Regions from separate parts of the Homo sapiens genome. Here region 2 is linked to region 1. Evidence: read pairs that join two places in POLR2A ChIA-PET (ENCODE). Cell type or tissue: PC-9. All regions are shown on one strand. Each heading gives the region's core, and the rest is flanking DNA. Links, peaks and the distances in the headings are about the cores only. Region 1 has its middle 21 kb from the start of BCORL1. Region 2 overlaps ELF4 (E74 like ETS transcription factor 4).

Evidence for each region. Peaks named below come from ENCODE experiments on the same cell type or tissue, not always from the same donor. Only the 100,000 strongest peaks of a DNase experiment are listed, where the experiment ranks them.
Region 2: POLR2A ChIA-PET joins it to region 1 with 6 read pairs; 3 of 35 experiments call an interaction of 5 or more read pairs at or near these places.

What each region holds. Positions count from the first base shown.
Region 1 is chrX:129,960,160-129,963,064 of GRCh38, reverse strand. No RefSeq gene overlaps it. Among named protein-coding and RNA genes, the nearest start is that of BCORL1, 21 kb to the left of the region's middle. In PC-9, for the core only: no CTCF peak of the experiment used is centred there; a DNase peak (open chromatin) is centred at 1,634; H3K4me3 peaks cover 1,053 bases.
Region 2 is chrX:130,087,709-130,090,613 of GRCh38, reverse strand. The region is part of intron 1 of ELF4 (E74 like ETS transcription factor 4); the gene reads left to right. Among named protein-coding and RNA genes, the nearest start is that of ELF4, 21 kb to the left of the region's middle. In PC-9, for the core only: no CTCF peak of the experiment used is centred there; no DNase peak of the experiment used is centred there.

The sequences.
Region 1 (2,905 bases), core at 192-2,691:
AATCCCAGCATTTTGAGAGGCCAAGGCGGACAGATCACTTTAGGTCAGGAGTTCAAGACCAGCTTGGCCAACATGATGAAATCCTGTCTCTAATAAAAATACTAAAATTTGGGCCAGGCACAGTGGCTCACGCCTCTAATCCCAGCACTTCGGGAGGCTGAGGTGGGAGGATCACTTGGGGTCAGGAGTTCAAGACCAGCCTGGCCAACATGGTGAAACCCTGTCTCTACTAAAAATACAAAAATTAGCCTGGTGTGGTGGTACCTGTAATCCCAGCTACTCGAGAGGCTGAGGCAGGAGAATCACTTGAACCCAGGAAGCAGAGGTTACAGTGAGCCGAGATCATGCCATTGCACTCCAGCCTGGGTGACAAGAGCGAAACTCCATCTCAAAAAAAACCCAAAAAAACAAAAATTTGCAGTGAGCTGAGATCACCCCACGGCACTCCAGCCTGGGCAACAGAGCGAGACTCCGTCTCAAAAGAAAAAGAAAAAAAAAAGAGCCCCCCCACTGTATCCACTGGGTTTCTAGGCCTTTTAAGAAACCTACTTCACTCATCCATCCCCATTCCCTCACATACTCAAGTTTTTGTTTTTTTGTTTTTTTTTTTTTGAGACAGAGTTTCGCTCTTGTTGCCCAGGCTGGAGTGCAATGGCATAATCTTGGCTCACTGCAACCTCCACCTCCCAGGTTCAAGAGATTCTCCTGCCTCAGCCTCCCAAGTAGCTGGGATTACAGGTGCACTCCACTACTCCCGGCTAATTTTTTTTATTTACTAGAGACAGGGTTTCATCATGTTGGCCAGGCTGGTCTTGAACTCCTGACCTCAGGTGATCCACCTGGCTCGGCCTCCCAAAGTGCTGGGATTACAGGCGTGAGCCACCATGCCCAGCCTAAAGTATCTTCTTTCATTTGTCCAGTTTCTTCACTGCCCCCTTCTACCTCCATTCCTCTAATGTAGCCCCAATTTTTTGAGCTAATGATGCTTTCAGTGAAAGCCCAACCCAGAGAGTTCTGAAGTCATCCCACCCAAACATTCTCGAATTCCCCCATCCATCCCTCTCTCTACATGGTTCTCAGCCCATAGCTGTGGCCATACCAGTCACGCTCTCCACCTGGCCCAGAGCCGCCCCAGATGGGAATGCCTAAGAAACGAAGGAGGAGTAGGGGATATAGAAACCACTGTGCTGTGGTTGTTTGCAGTAGTAGAGAATCAAAGCCCATCTTCCCCTGGTAGGAGGGATCAGAGCTGTCTGTCTTGGCAGTTGCGAGCAGGGGGCCCAAGCAGCTAGGAAAAGCTGCTGTCAGCTAGTGGCCAGGTTAAAAAGAGATGACGGTGTGAGTGACTGCCATGTCTGGGTGGGGAAGGAGACCCACGACCCCCTCCCTTCATCTCTGGATGTGACCAACAATCCGCTGAGGCTTCCAACCAAGCCTAACCTCGGAAACTCCCTTCTCTCAGGAAAAGAGCTTCGTTCCAGCCCAGGAGCTTCTCTGGTTGAGTCCTCTTCTTAGCCCTTGCCCTGACGTTTGGGGCCGGCCGAGTTAGCATTGTCACTCTGGCAGTGGCAGCCAGTGCGGGGCGGGAGTGTGTGTAATTGCAACCACTTCCTGCCCCAGCTTGCCCTAGGGCTGGCCCCGCCCCTGAGGACAGTTGGGGCGGGGCCCAGGTATAGTGAGGGAGTCCGGTAGCGGGTTGGGGGCGCTGGCTAGTGGGGCCGCCCTCCAGGGAAATCAGCTGAGACTCATAAAAGGGCGAGAGAGGGGGGTGCCTTAGTTCCAGCCAACCATCACGAGAGGGCTGGGGCCTCGGGGCATTCTATTGGCACAACCCGTCCCTGCAAGGGAGGATCTAGACAACAGCCCCTCTCCAACTAGTATACGACTAGTTCCAATATTAGCTTTATTCATGAGCTCCGGACCCGCTGAAGCCCCAGAGGAGAGGGGGAGGGAAGAGCTGGGGTCTACACGGAGGGATGTTCTCCTTCCTCTCTGCCTTGGCACTGCTCTCTGCCCCAGCAACTTAAGGCAGATAGAAGGGCCGTGAGCTGCCGAAGACTCTGGTGGTGCACACCACCATTAGCCTGCAAGTGTCTCCTGTCCTGGAGTTTCCGGGATTCGCTGGCAGGTTGTATCATGGGTCTGTCTGGTTACCCTGGCCTGGGAATGCCCAGCATGTACAGAGCCAGTCCTATATCAGGTGCTCTGGAGGTATAAAAGAAGCAGAAAAACAAGTTCGAGGCTGCACTGTGCTATGATTGCACCTGTTAATAGTCACTGCCCTCCAGCCTGGGCAGCATAGCAAGACCCTGTCTCTAAAATGAAAATAATAATTTTACTTTTTTTTTTTTTTTTGAGACGGAGTCTCTCTCTGTTGCCCAGGCTGGAGTGCAGTGGTACAATCTTGGCTAACTGCAACCTCCGCCTCCTCAAGCGATTCTCCTGCCTCAGCCTCCCGAGTAGCTGGGACTACAGGCCTGCGCCACCACGCCTGGCTAATTTTTGTATTTTTGTAGAGACGGAGTTGCACCATGTTGGCCAGGCTGATCTCGAACTCCTGACCTCAAGTGATCCATCCGCCTCGGCCTCCCAAAGTGCCGGGATTACAGGCATAAGCCACTGTGCCTGGCCAGAAAATAATAATTTTTAAAAGAAAAAAGAAGCAGAATGACAGCCCCCTCCTTTTGGGGAGCTGGATATCAACTGGGCATTAGGGTGGCAGAGTGGACAAAGAGTGTGCTTTGTAGTCAAAGATGAAGATTGTAGACCTGCTCTACCCCAATGCATCAACTGTGTGACCTTGGGCAGCTTGCTTATCTTCTCTGAGCTTCAGCCTCCTGGTGTCTAAAGTGAAGCTACTAATACTTGCCTTATGAGGTGTGGTAAAGGTGAAATAAGACATGCA
Region 2 (2,905 bases), core at 114-2,613, 130 kb before region 1:
GGTGGGGAGGAAGCAGGGAAGGCTTTGAAAAGAAGGTGACATTTGCTTCAGATCTTGAAGGACTTGTGGGCATTGGGCTTGCAGAAGTTGAAGAAGGGCCTGTCAGGCCTGGGGGACAGTGTGAACACAGGCACGGAGGTGGAGGTGGGGAAGGCACTGTGGAGGTGGGGAAGGCACTGTGAAGGTTCAATGTGCCCTGCATGTGTGTGGCTTCTTCTTCTTCTTCTTCTTTTTTTTTTTTGAGACAGAGTCTTGCTCTGTCGCCCAGGCTGGAGTGCAGTGGCGTGATCTTGGCTCACTGCAACCTCCATCTCCCGGGTTCAAGCAATTCTCCTGCTTCAGCCTCCTGAGTAGCTGGGACTACAGGAGGGCGCCACCACACCTGGCTAATTTTTGTATTTTTTATTATAGACAAGGCTTCACCATATTGGCCAGGCTGGTCTTGAACTCCTGACCTCATCATCCGCCTGCCTCGGCCTCCCAAAGTGCTAGGATTACAGACGTGAGCCACCACGCCTGGCCCTAATTTTTGTATTTTTAGTAGAGATGGGGTTTCACCATGTTGGCCAGGCTGGTCTTGAACTCCTGACCTCAGGTGATCTGCTTGCCTCGGCCTCCCAAAGTGCTGGGATTACAGGCATGAGTCACCACGTCCAGACAATTTTTTTGTATTTTTTAGTAGAGACAGAGTTTCACCATGTTGGCCAGGCTGATCTCGAACTCCTGACCTCAAGTGACCTGCCCGCCTTGGCCTCCCAGAGTGCTGGGATAACAAGCATGAGCCACCACGCCCAGCCGTGGCTTCATTGTTATTGGCCAGCCCTGAATCTTTGACTGCTGTGTGTTCTTGCCAGAGGAAAGGGTTGCTTTTTTGAGGATGCCAGGAGACAATGAGCAAGGAAGGAGGCAAGGAAGAAGAGTCACTTGGGAGTCACAGTGCAACTAGCTGTGTCACCTTGAGCAAGTCACTTCCTCTCCTATGGTAGCAGAAGTTGGATGATAAGAGGGATGGATGCAATGATCTTTCAGGTCTCTTATAACTTTGATATCCTGGGACTCTGACTCAAGGAGAGGTGTTTTTTTTTTTTTTTTTTTTTTTTTTTTGAGCTGAGGTCTCACTCTTGTTGCCCTGGCTGAAGTGCAGTGGTGCGATCTCAGCTCACTGGGGCCCCCACCTCCCAGGCTCAAGCGATCCTCCCACCTCAGCCTCCTGAGTAGCTGGGACTACAGGCGTGTGCCACCACGTCTGGCTAATTTTTGTATTTTTTTTTTTAGTAGAGACAGGGTTTTGCCATGTTGCCCAGGCTGGTCTCGAACTCCTGAGCTCAAGCAATCCACCTGCCTCGGCCTCCCAAAGTGCTGGGATTACAGGTGTGTACCACCGCACCTGGCCTTCTAACTTGAGGAGAGGTTTTAATCGTGCCGGTGAGAGAGAAGGAGGAACCCCAGGAGCTCTCGATGACTTCTGGAGCCGAGGCTGCCCTCCCTGTCTGGCCAGGCCCTGGTAGGCTGTCTTCCCACCTCATCCTTTCTGGCACCCCTCCCTTCTGTGAAAGGGATGCTGGAGTACTGCTCTTGTGCCTGAAGTACTGTCCTTTGCTTTTGCTGGCCTGGGGATTGGCCAGTGGCAGAAGGGCGCATTTGGGAGGGGCAGCCAGTGCCAAGCAGGCAGCAACCACACCATGGCCCCTGCTGCCCAGGAAAGTTCCAGATCTGAGCAAGGAGGCTTCACGTTAGTTTCTAGGACACACACTGGGCTGGCAGGGACCTTGACAAAGAACACTGTCCCTTCAATAAAAGTTATCTGACTTAATATCCTGTGGGTACCAACATAGATTATCCCAGCTTCTAAAAAACCCACTAATGAATTTAATTAGTCTCTAGTCAGTGTTTGTTTTTTTGAGATGGAGTCTCGCTCTGTCACCCAGGCTGGAGTGCAGTGGCGCGATCTCAGCTTACTGCAACCTCCCCCTCCCAGGTTCAAGCGATTCTCTTGCCTCAGTCTCCCGAATAGCTGGGATTACAGGTGCACGCCGCCACACTCCGGCTAATTTTTGTATTTATAGTAGAGACGGGCTTTTGCTGTGTTGGCCAGGCTGATCTCAAACTCTTGACCTCAGGTGATCCACCCTCCTTGGCCTCCCAAAGTGCTGGGATTATAGGCATGAGCCACCGCACCCGGCAATATCTTTTAACATTCTTAGCGAGAACACCCTGCACATCTTGGGGTCTCTACAGCTACTGTATCTCCCCATAGTCCATCAATTTCTTTACTTTGGGGTGGCTCTGGGATTCACCTCCTGGTTCCAGCTACCCTACCTGGTCTCCCTCCATCTCCTCCACTCACAGACCCACTCTTATTTTATTTATTTATTTATTTTTTTGAGATGGAGTGTTCACTCTTGTCGCCCAGGCTGGAGTGCAGTGGCGCGATCTCAGCTCACTGCAACCTCCGCCTCCTGAGTTCAAGTGATTCTCCTGCCTCAGACCCACTCTTATACCCAGACCAAACTGCCCTTCCTAAAGGGCTGCTTGTTATGCCCCTCCCTTGCTCAAGAATCTACAGTAACTCACAGTCGCTTTCCATATTAAGTTCTCATTCCACAGTTCCAGGGATCCACTTATCCAGCTTCCCAAGCAATGTTCCTCTCTCCCTCTAATCAAACTGGTTTCTTCTCTCTACCATACATTTTATATTTGTTGCTTTTGTCCCCTCAGCCTTCATTTCATCCCGCCACCTCCATTTCCCTTTCTTCCTCTATATCTAGGTAAAGACATGCTAAATGTTTAATGAACTACCACAGCCCCAGAGTAACGAATCAGACCAGGGAATTGGAAAACACACTGGCCAGGCGCGGTGGCTCACGCCTGTAATCCCAGCACTTCGGGAGGCTGAGGCGGGTGG